Linked DNA regions of Mus musculus: region 1 is linked to region 2. A link is a loop called in an ENCODE intact Hi-C map of the cell type or tissue named here. Cell type or tissue: heart. All regions are shown on one strand. Links, peaks and the distances in the headings refer to the core of each region. The heading gives the core; the rest is flanking DNA. Region 1 has its middle 180 kb from the start of Gm23860. Region 2 overlaps Tox (thymocyte selection-associated high mobility group box).

What was found. Hi-C counts contacts between places; a loop is a spot of excess contacts. Peaks named below come from ENCODE experiments on the same cell type or tissue, not always from the same donor. Only the 100,000 strongest peaks of a DNase experiment are listed, where the experiment ranks them.
Region 1: it touches region 2 in a loop (7-fold over the local background); 3 of 42 quality-filtered maps call a loop at or near these places.

Annotation. Positions count from the first base shown.
Region 1 is chr4:8,003,930-8,006,753 of GRCm38, reverse strand. No RefSeq gene overlaps it. Among named protein-coding and RNA genes, the nearest start is that of Gm23860, 180 kb to the right of the region's middle. In heart, for the core only: a CTCF peak has its summit at 1,384 (motif pointing right); no DNase peak of the experiment used is centred there.
Region 2 is chr4:6,687,430-6,690,253 of GRCm38, reverse strand. It overlaps Tox (thymocyte selection-associated high mobility group box), which reads left to right. Exons shown (of 9, transcript NM_145711.5): 8 at 1,284-1,435; 9 at 1,793-2,824. The coding sequence ends at 1,829. Among named protein-coding and RNA genes, the nearest start is that of Gm11802, 12 kb to the left of the region's middle. In heart, for the core only: a CTCF peak has its summit at 1,460 (motif pointing left); a DNase peak (open chromatin) is centred at 1,423.

The sequences.
Region 1 (2,824 bases), core at 229-2,728, 1.3 Mb before region 2:
TTATGCGACTTTTTTTCAGTAATAAAAGAAAGTTAAACTATGTCATTTTCAAGAAAATGGCCTAAACTGGAGATTATTGAGTTAAATCCATTTAGCCAGACTCAGAAAAACAAATCTCACTTTTTCTCTCAGATGAGGTGTTCTAATTTCAATGTAAAAAACGTGAAAGTAGAAGAGAGACTGGAATGTGGGAAAGAATGAATGGGGGCAGGTAGAGGGAAACAGGAGATGGTAACATGGGCTAATTAGTACATGCTATATGGAGAATTTTATTAAACCCATGATTTGTGTAATTAATATATACCAACAAAATGCAGGAAGAAAAGACTGGGAGTGTGTTAGAGTGCTTGTTTAATGTTTAAAACCCTGGGTTCACTCCTCAGCACTATGGGAAAATGGGGTGATTTAAAACACACACACACACGCACACACACACACACACACACACACACACACACCAGCAAAGTAAAATGACAGTACTCCCACAAATAAGAATCTTTAGGATATATACATATGTTGACTTCTATTAGTTTTCCCTATTGTTTTTATTTTTGTATTTATTTTCAACTGATCCACAAAGTCAAAACTTGTACATATTAATATATTATTTTGTGTTAAAGTATTTATCTTTTCAACATTTATCCTTTCTTTATGGTGAAAACTTTCAGAATATTTTCTTCTAGAGCTTTAAATGTGCAATATGTAATCTATAGTTATCTTAGTAGGACAGCATGCTGGATTCCTGTCTATCTGTAACTGTGCCCAGTGAGGAACGATTCTTTATCTTTCTATTCTCAAAGAGGAATTTTAAAACAGTGTTTATGACAATGTTTAAGTGTATATATGTTAAAAGATGAACACGAGAAAAGACACAGATGATAGAAAATAGAGGCAAATGAAAATTTCAGATACTAAATATTGAATTTACTGTATATTATGAAAAAATAAAGCAAGCAGTTAAAATGAGCTTGACACTAGAAATCTAATGCAGAAGGAAGGAGAAGAGGGTGGAGGGAATGGCTGAGTGGCCTTCTTAAGCATGTGTGAGCTAAGACCGAGTGGCTACAATATATGTAATAGAGTTTCAGAAGGAGAGAGAAGGGATGATGGGTAGAAGAAATCCTTGCAGATAATGACCAAAGTATTTCTCATCTTAATGAAAAGGGTAAGGCTTAAATATATGAAGAAAAATTAATCACAATCAAATGTTTTTAAAGTCAGTGAGAAATACAAAAATATGGAAATGATTCTTATTAAAATGGACACACTTTCCACACTGCAAGGGTCCTCAGCTTCAGCACTGTAGGAAATGTGCAGATAATTCCTTGATTGAGGGAGCATTCTTGTATTGAGAATGTTTAGCAACATCCTTCACCTTTGCCCACTAGATGGCAGTAACAACACCCCTCAGTGGCAATCAAAGTGTCTGCAGATGCTGTCTATTTCCCTTGGGGAGAAAATTGCCCCCTATCAGGGATCACTGTCCATAGGAGCACAGATGAAAATAATTTCAGAGTTCTTATGAAAAATTTGCAATCCGGATGACAACAGTACACAGCTTCAAAATGTCAGAGGAGGGGACTGTCAAATTGATATTCTGTATTCCCTTAAAATGTTCCTTAGAAAACCCATTTTTATTTCAATAAAACTACAGCTGAGAGAATTCATTGCCAATAATCTTGCACTATAAGCAGTGTGAAAGAAAGTTCTCCTGGCTTGAGGGAAACGATACAAGTAGAAACAGTTTTATAATGAAATAATGCCAGATATGGTGAATATGAAGAGAAAAATATAAAATGCCATTTCCTCTGATATTTTTTATGTCCTTAAAATATTCTTGTCAATTTCGATCAAAAGCAATACTGTACACTGTAAGATTAGTAGCAATGGGACAAAGAATGGTACAGAGGGAGAAACATGTGCTATGCATGAAGAGGTTCTCACTTGAAAGCAACTTGTGCTAAGTTATTGTAGATATTCATGCTACAAACTGTCCAGCAGTCACATTAGTAAATACATATGTTGAGTCAGAGATATCAAGGATGGGATGTGATGAAAGAATTACTCAGTTAATGCAGAATTCCTTGGTGGAGAGGAATGAAGAATGGATCACGTAGGAAATGCACAGACTTACATCCAAATATGTCAATGAATATGTGAAATAAAGTAGTCTAAATATTCCAGCTTAAAAACAGAAATAACCAGACATCAAGAGTTAGCTGTATGCTTTCTAAATGTAGAAACAGTTTTCTCCAAAAAAAAAGGGGGGGGGTGGTAATTCTCTACTGCATCAACAATATGGCTAGTGTCATGAAAGATTCTTTCCTAAAGAACACTAACATTTTATTTCATTTTTACATTATAATGTTTTAGCCTCATTACATTTTAATCTTTGAGGCTGAGCAACACAGGCATATTTGTAAAATTGTGAAAAAAGTGAGCACTGGGGACAGCTGCGAGGAGTTGTAGATTGTCAAAGGAAACATCAGGTTTTGCCCCAGAGATTAACCACCCTGAACCGGCTAGTCCAAATAATGCCAGTGGCAAAACACCACTCCCCTTGAAGAGTGCTTCTTCCTTTGTTTTTGAAAAAAATTCAATATATTTGATCATGTTTTCCCTTCTCCCAGTTTCTCCTATTCACTTCAACGTTATGCTTTTCTCTCTTTCAAAAATAAACAAATAACAACAACAGAACAAGAAACCCAATCCTTGCCCTCCAAACAACACAAAAATAAAAAAAAAAAAATTAACCCAGCAAAAGGCCAATGAGACAAGACATGTCAAAATAAAGCAACATGAAACAAAAATAGCATTGCGCTCC
Region 2 (2,824 bases), core at 223-2,722:
TTTCACCCTGAATTTTGCCTCTCTCCACAGTTTCAGTGGAATAGACATGGACATGGGTCTATCGGGGTAACATGGGCTTATCAGTGGAATGGTAAATCAGTAGATCTCTAGAAGCCAACCAGAGGGCTAAGGAAGATTGAAGTAGACATAGTTTTCAAATCACTATGTGAGGGACCACCCACACATGAGTAAAAGTCTAAGGAAAAATCTTATTTAAAAATCAACCCTCCCACCATCCTGCTTAGTTTAAGGAATATGTCAGTAATATTTCGCCTTCCAAAGCTACTTGAAACTAAATTGTGCATGGTGCATTTTGAATCTTGATTTCTTGGATGTTAAAAACCATGGCTAGAATCTGCTGCAGAGACAGCCATGAGATTAATTCCGCTTCTTTCTGTGGTCACTTCCAACAAAGCCTGCTTCTGCTGCTCTTGAATTCACCTGATACGCTAAAAATAAATTGTGTATAATGTGTTTTGTTTACCAGATATAGCTATATACTTCAGAGATTCCGTCCTTGAATTTTTAATAGCTTTGCTGGGATTAAAAGTCAACACTTCATCACTAGTGAATTAAAAGAATCTTCCTGAAGTCTGAGTATTGTTTGCCAGCTAAGAGAGTTTTCAATTAAAAATATTTTCTGTCTTTACATGTTTTAGTCCCTATGTTTTCCAATGGCTAGTTGTTTTCTGTCTCTGTATTAGTCCAACAACTGATTTAAAAAAAAAAAACAAAACAGAAACAACTCTTTGGTTGAAATTTTTAGCTGATAAGAGAAATACAAATAAAGAAAAAGCAGCAGATGGTCCCATTGTGACTGAATGAAAAAAAGGGTTTTGAGTAACAATGTGTGAATAGGTGTAGCCTAATAAAACACTCAGCCACCTGCTGCCTGAATCCTTCAGGAAGGCTCGGTCGCTTACTCTGGGGCTTAACCATTAATGTGTGTTAGGTTGATAGAAACCATCAACTGTGAGAAGCTTACGTTCATTCTCCCTTTGCTTACATTGAGTTGGCTTTTCTATATTTTAAATTGTTTCCCAACTCAATGTATCTGCCAAAGGGTGTAATGAAAGGGTTTTGGACACCTGGTTAAGCGAAGGAAAGGTAAGGATAATGAGGTGATGGGTGTTTCTTTTTTACTCTAAGTCAGGGAGCCCCTTCCGCTGGTTCCTACAGAAGTGAGGTGGCCTACCATATTTGCGGGTGTGGATAACTATGTCTCTGCTCTTTGCTTTAAAAGGTACCGCCTTTTCTCAAATGTAGATTTGCTTTTCCTTCAGGGATTTACTCTTCAACCCGACTATCAGACTATTATCAACCCTACATCTACAGCTGCACAAGTTGTCACCCAAGCGATGGAGTACGTGCGTTCTGGGTGCAGAAATCCGCCCCCACAGCCCGTGGACTGGAGTACCGACTACTGCAGTAGTGGGTAAGCGGCCGGCCATCGCCACCTGGTGGTGGAGAGTCTCACAGCATGCGCCTCCGTTCGGGAGTGGGGCCTCATGTCCAGGAAGGCTTCAGAAAAGTAACTTACATACATACATACATACATACATACATACATACATACATACATACATACATACATACATAAAATGTAGAGCCATCATCTTCTAGTCTTTCCAAGAACAAATGCCTCCATGTTTCTCTTTCCTAGGGATTTAGGTCAACTATCTATGCGCTTGAGCTAGCACAAATAATACTAGCCTCACCACCCCAACTCCCTCTGCCACCCCCTCCCACTGTGATTCTGATTTTCTTGTAACCGTGTTTTCTCTCCACACAGGGGCATGCAGAGGGACAAAGCGCTGTATCTCACCTGAAAATCTCGACACCTCTTCTTTCCACTGAGGAGTTCAGGGAAATCTTTTCACCATGGATTGCTTTGCGCACTCAAAGCAGTTCTTCATTTGATTAGAAAATACAAGTTACTAAGCACTTAGGACCATGTGAGCTTGTGGGTCACCCACGCTGGAAGAAATAGTCATGCTTCTTTATTATTTTTTTAATCTTTTATGGACATTGTTCCTCTTCCCAGAAGGAAGTGTGGACCATTCTGATTTCTGTTGGTTTTGCTGTGAAGTGCTGCGGCTCTAGTAACTGCCTTAGCAACGGTAGATGTCTGGGGTAAACGGTCCTGGGTTTTCCATTGGTTTTCATAATGGGTGTTTATATGAAACTACTAAAGACTTTTTAAATGGCTTGATGTAGCAGTCATAGCAAGTTTGTAAATAGCATCTATGTTACACTCTCCTAGAGTATAAAATGTGAATGTTTTTGTAGCTAAATTGTAATTTGAAACTGGCTCACCCCAGTTTGTTGATTTCACAGAGGGATTAAAATTGGCAAACATTCATATTTTTACTTCATTTTTAAAAACAACTTACTAATAGTTCTATATTTTCAAAATACTTGAAAAAATATTCCCAAATGATTTTAATTTAAAAACAATTTGGCTTTGTCTTATTGATCAGACAAAAAAGAAGCTAGTATGGAGGGAAGCGCAAACACATTTATTTTGTATTGCAGAAAAAAAAATCCTTTTTTGTATCACTTTTGTGTAATGATTAGTAAATGTCATCCAAGTCCTGTTATGGATAAAGCTGCCAAATGCTCACTGGCATCTTAGCTGCAGAAACAGGCCGGAACGCGCTAGCTAAGTGCTCCTCTTTATCTATGGCTCTGTGTTACTGTTTCTCCATACTGTGTCTGTATTTAATCGTTTTCTTCTTTTTTTTATGAAACTTGTTGCGCCTATTTATGAAATAATAAATATAGGTGTTTGTAAGTAAATTTGTTAGTATTTGAAAGAGGTTTC